Linked DNA regions of Homo sapiens: region 2 is linked to region 1. The links are chromatin loops, found by intact Hi-C in ENCODE. Cell type or tissue: mammary epithelial cell. All regions are shown on one strand. Links, peaks and the distances in the headings refer to the core of each region. The heading gives the core; the rest is flanking DNA. Region 1 has its middle 22 kb from the start of OR10G3. Region 2 overlaps CHD8 (chromodomain helicase DNA binding protein 8).

Region 1 (2,918 bases), core at 317-2,816:
CTTGCAACCTGTCTTTAAAAAAAGAAAGGCCGGGCACAGTGGCCCACACCTGTAATCCCAACACCTTGGGAGGCCGAGGCGGGTGGATCACATGACGTCAGGAGTTCAAGACCAGCCTGACCAACATGGTGAAACCCCATCTCTACTAAAAATACAAAAATTAGCCAGGTGCCATGGTGCGCACCTGTAATCTCAGCTACTCTGGAGGCTGAGACAGGAGAATCTCTTGAACCCAGGAGGCAGCGGTTGCAATGAGCCGAGATCATGCCACTGCACTCCAGCCTCAGTGACAGAGTGAGACTCTGTCTCAAAGAAAAAAAAAGTAAAATTAGCCGGGTATGGTGGCGTGCACTTGTAGTCCCAGCTACTCAGCAGGCTGAGGTGGGAGGATTGCTCAAGCCAGGTAATTAGAGGCTGCAGTAACCCATCCATGATAACACGGCTGCACTCTAGCCTGGGTGACAGAGTGAGACTATCTGAACAGAAGACGAAAAAAAAAAGAAAAAGAAAAGAGACAAGACAAGACAAGACAAGATAGTGGAGCAAAGCTTCTGCTTTTCCTTTGTAAGCCAGCAAATGCTACCCTATGGAAGGGAAAGGACGGGAAGAGAAAAGTACTGTCCAACTCCACTGAATCTGTAGCAACAGCATGACGTTCAGATAAAAAATATCTAATATGGCTGGGCACAGTGACTCACACCTGTAATCCCAGCACTTTGGGAGGCCGAGGCGGGTGGATCATCTGAGGTCAGGAGTTCGAGACCAGCCTGCTCAACATGGTGAAACCCCATCTCTACTAAAAATCCAAAAGTTAGCTGGGCATGGTGGCGTGTGCGTGTATTAGTCCCAGTTACTCGGGAGGCTTAGGCAAGAGAATCGCTTGAACCCGGGAGGTGGGGGTTGCAGTGAGCTGAGATTGCATCACTGCACTCCAGCCTGGGCGACAGAGTGAGATTCCGTCTCAAACAGACAAACAAAAAAAAAATCTGGTATGGAGTTGGGAGAGATAAGACTAAACCTCATGTTCCCATATTTGAATTGGATGCAAAAAAAAAAAAAAAAAAATTCGGCCGGGCGTGGTGGCTCGCGCCTGTAATCCCAGCACTTTGGGAGGCTGAGGCACCTGAGGTCAGTAATTCAAGACCAGCCTGGCCAACATGGTGAAACCCTGTCTCTACAAAAATTAGCCGGGCATAATGCAGGTGCCTGTAATCCCCAACTACGCGGGAGGCTGAGACATGAGAATCGCTTGAACCCAGGAAGCGGAGGTTGTAGTGAGCCGAGATTGCGCCACTGCGTTCCAGCCTGGGCGACAGGGTGAGACTCCGTCGCAAAAATAAATACATAAATAAATAAAATTTTTAAAAAATAAAAATAAAAATTCACCAACATAAAGATGATATTTAAATCTGTATATGTGAGAAGGAACAAGTACTAACTGCATCACAATTAAACAGTTTCCTAGGAGTGGCTTCTGAATGTTACTTCTTTGTATCTTATTTTTGTATCTGAATGTTACTTCTTTGTATACTTACTGGCCTGTATCGCAGGCTTTCACTTGTTAATTGAGTTCTCTCTTCTTAAGTATTTTGGCATTTCTACCACCAGGTGGCGATGTCCCACTGTCTTTCATTTACTCATTGTCGAACGAGAGATTCTTAAAGAATTTGGGGGTGGGGGGAGGGGTCAGGTTATGTCCTTCTACTAGTTATACAAATAAGCGCTTGCTTTCATGCTGAAAAGCGAAAAGAATTTGGAGGGGGAGGGTAAGAGGTCAGGCAGTGGCTGCCTCTTCCTCCCTATTTGTTTTCTTAGTCGTTTGGTTTCCATGGGAATCCATGTTTGAGCAGCAACTCTGAATCCATTTACTGCCCCTCCAGGCTTGGGGCTGAGCCCAGAGACAAGCTGTGAAGAACAGCAGATGGGTAGAAAGGCGGGGAAGATTTATTTGGTAAATTTGGATAGCAAAAGAGGCCAACAGGTGCCGGGGGAGCAGTGGTGAGGTGGAGTGCACGAAGGAATGTGAAAGGCAGACAATGTTTTTTAGTTCAAATAAAATTGGGGAACATTAAAATAGTTTCCAAAACTCTTCAGTCAGGGATACTCTGTTCTCTCCCCATAGATCATCTTAGGACACACTCTGGGCCTTGTATATTACCAGGTCCTCTCTATCTCTTATCCAAAAAAAAATCAACAGGCTAGGCACCATGGCTCACACCTGTAATCCCGACATTTTGGGAGGATGAGGCAGGAGGATCACTTGAGCCTAGGAGTTTGAGACCAACCTGGGCAATAGAGGGAGATCCCATCTCCACAAAAAAAAAAAAATTGTTTTAATTAGCTGGGCATGGTGGCTCACACCTATAGTCCCAGCTACTCTGAAGGCTGCAGTGGGAGGATCGCCTTAGCCCAGGAGTTCAAGGCCACAGTGAGCCGTTATCTTTTTGCCAGCCTGGGCAACAGAGCAAGACCCTGTCTCAACAAAACAAAACAAAACAAAACAAAAACGTCAGCAGACAAGTGTCAGAACCTGTCCAAGGTTAAAGCCCTTTGGAGTAAGAGAACTCCAAGGAAAAAACCTCCACTGCATTCCCCAGGCAAAGCATAATTCCGCATACAGCAAGCTCTCAGTAAAATATTGGTTGAATGAATGAATGAATGAATGAATGAATGAGCAATAAGAATCAGATGGCCTTGACTAGCCTTACTTAGTTCCAGCTTGAGATAACAAACTCAGCACAAAGAAAAATCATCTATTCTGTCATCAAAATCATGAGGATGTGAATGTTTTCATTCACAGATTAAGTCATTCAAAGAATGATGAGGGTGTTTTGTTGTTGTTGTTCTGCTTAAATCAGATGTTTTTCATACTTGCATTACTAATACCCCAGTTTCTAAGAGTATTTGCATTTCAGTTT
Region 2 (2,918 bases), core at 1-2,500, 150 kb after region 1:
TATTTGTTTTCTATTGAAACAATTTCTTCCTACATACTCTATTTTTTTTAAAGATAGTATCTTTTAACATTTTTTTTTTCCCATGGTGAATCTGCAGGCAGAACTGCATCCTGGCTGATGAGATGGGATTGGGCAAAACTATTCAGTCCATTGCCTTCTTGCAGGAAGTATATAATGTGGGCATCCATGGTCCCTTCTTGGTCATTGCCCCACTGTCCACAATTACTAACTGGGAGCGAGAATTTAATACATGGACAGAAATGAACACTATTGTGTACCATGGCAGTCTGGCCAGCAGGCAGATGATTCAACAGTATGAAATGTACTGCAAAGATTCACGGGTGAGTTGCATGTCTTGGGAATACTATGAGTTAGAGAAAGTCGGCCAAGGTACCTGGTATTTTAAGGGCTATATATGAATAGAAGACTTTTATTGAAAGTCTTCAATATGCCTATGCAAAAATGCCTATGGTTTAAGGCATTTTTGTATAGCAGTGTGCAGGGCATTTTTTTGACTTTGCTATTTTTTTTACCTAGTAGACATTTGATCTGGTAGAAGTTCTGATTTTATTTATGAACATACACATTTTAAGTAGAATTTTGTCAGCATCAATGAATTTTAATCACAGTATTTTACAAAAATTAAATTCCTTTAGCCACTTAATCCATGCGGTGGTGAGCTTATTTCTTTTCCTCTTTTTAGTCTACGGAAATTTTCATCAAGATCAGTTTCTTTTTCTAAATGGTCGGGCGTGGTGGCTCATGCCTGTAATCCTAGCACTTTGGGAGGCCGAGGTGGGCTTATTACCTGAGGCCGGGAGTTCTAGACCAGCCTGGCCAACATGGTGAAACCCCATCTCTACTAAAGATATAAAAATTAGCCAGGTGTGGTGGTGGGCACCTGTAATCCCAGCTATTCAGGAGGCTGAGGCAGGAGAATCGCTTGAAACCAGGAGGCGAAGGCTGCAGTGAGCCGAGATCGTCACACTGCACTCCATCCTGGGTGACAGAGTGAGACTGTGTCTCAAAAAAAGAAAAAAAAAGGATCAGTTCCTTTTTCCATGTAAATTTGAAAACAAAATTGGAATTATCCATCGTGTATTAACATGAATTTTATTGTTTCTCTATTAGTTTTCTTTTTTTTATTTCTACCAAATCACATCTTTTCATCATATTTTGCAGCTTTTAATTTTGTTAAAATGATTTCATTCTTTTGTCAATTTTTAGACATCAGCCAATATTATGTTCTGTATTAGCTATTTTCATTTTTATTATCTTGTATGGTTCAGCATTGTCCAGCAGTTGTGGATTTCATTGTTAATCAACAAAAGATCTGGGGCAGAGATACATGAGCTAGGCATACAGCAGAGTAAAAAATGTCTAGCCTCTCATTCAGTGAGTCTGTCATTTTCCCAAGAAGCTGAATATGTTGAGGAAGCAATGTATCTTACATTCAGTGATATGGCACTATTTTTCAGGAAGATAAACAGCGGTGGAGGTGGGTGGTGGTGCAGTTTGTATTGCCTATTAAACATGCCTTAATATAGGCAAGTAATTCAGAAAAGCTCCTCATTTAGGTACATTTTTGGTTTTTTCTGACTTTACTGCCTTCATGCTTAGGGACGCCTCATCCCAGGCGCATACAAGTTTGACGCTCTGATCACCACTTTTGAGATGATTTTGTCAGATTGTCCTGAGCTTCGTGAAATTGAATGGCGTTGTGTTATCATTGATGAAGCCCATCGACTGAAAAACCGTAATTGCAAGCTGCTTGATAGTCTCAAGCACATGGACCTGGTGAGTTCCACACTGACTTGTGAGCAGAAACACCTGGAATAAACCGTAATTCCTTGCGGTATTAAAATAACCCTAGTTTAGCAGAGAAGAAAAGTCTGAATCGTGGTATTGAACAGTGGGGATGACCTATGGGAATGGTAACCTGAAAGTCGTGTAAAAGTCATACATTTTAGAATTGGGAAGTTTAGTGATAACCAGAAGAGGAGGTGGGAAACTATATTGGTTACCTATTATTACTGCATAACAAAATACTCCAAAACTTAATGTCCTACAACAACTATATTTTTCATGATCTTCTAGCTCAACCACTTAGGCTGAGTTCAGCTAGTTGGTTCTTATGATGATCTTGCCTGGAGTCAGTATTGCTGCAGCTGGCAGTTGATGCTGGTTTTTATCTGGAGCACCTGGGTTCCACATGGCCTCTCATCCTCCATAGGCCAGATTGGGCTGCTTTGTGTGGTAGTCTCAGGGCAGTATTCCAAGAGGGCAAAAGTAGAAACAGTAACCTTTGAGATAGGCTCTGAAACTCACACAGTGTCACTTTTGCTACATTCTTGTTCTTGCAAGTAATAAGGCAAGCCTAGGGGTGAACCTTGTTAGGAGGAACAGCAGCAAATTAATGACCATATTTAATCCAGCTCAGTTACATTCCATAGAGGACAGCAGATTTTAGGATATCTGTGGGGAGTTGAATATGGAGAGACATGTGTAATTGGAATAAACATAATCAGAATTACTGTTTTTTAATTTGCTTATAATATTTATGTTATTTCAATACATTAATGTCAGAGGGATTTCTTGAATGCTTTGTGTTTATCGAAAGAGGGGACAAATGGAAGAAAAATTAATGGACCAGATCACTGGTCCATTCTCATCATTTTATAGATAAAGAAATTAAAGGTTATATATGTTAAAGATTATATACTTGATAGGAAACCCCAGAAGTCCTTCATGTTTTTAAATTTTATTCTTTTGTTTCCTCCATTTCTAGGAACACAAGGTGCTACTCACAGGAACACCATTGCAAAATACTGTAGAAGAACTGTTTAGCTTGCTTCATTTCTTGGAACCGTCACAATTTCCCTCAGAATCAGAGTTTCTCAAGGACTTTGGGGATCTCA

Evidence for each region. Hi-C counts contacts between places; a loop is a spot of excess contacts. Peaks named below come from ENCODE experiments on the same cell type or tissue, not always from the same donor. Only the 100,000 strongest peaks of a DNase experiment are listed, where the experiment ranks them.
Region 2: it touches region 1 in a loop (7-fold over the local background); 3 of 110 quality-filtered maps call a loop at or near these places.

What each region holds. Positions count from the first base shown.
Region 1 is chr14:21,556,478-21,559,395 of GRCh38, reverse strand. No RefSeq gene overlaps it. Among named protein-coding and RNA genes, the nearest start is that of OR10G3, 22 kb to the left of the region's middle. RefSeq lists a silencer at 552-738 and enhancers at 757-1,300, 1,301-1,844. In mammary epithelial cell, for the core only: a CTCF peak has its summit at 1,605 (motif pointing right); a DNase peak (open chromatin) is centred at 1,615; H3K4me3 peaks cover 293 bases; H3K27ac peaks cover 263 bases.
Region 2 is chr14:21,405,735-21,408,652 of GRCh38, reverse strand. It overlaps CHD8 (chromodomain helicase DNA binding protein 8), which reads left to right. Exons shown (of 38, transcript NM_001170629.2): 13 at 98-341; 14 at 1,621-1,797; 15 at 2,789-2,918. Among named protein-coding and RNA genes, the nearest start is that of SNORD8, 9.8 kb to the right of the region's middle. In mammary epithelial cell, for the core only: no CTCF peak of the experiment used is centred there; no DNase peak of the experiment used is centred there.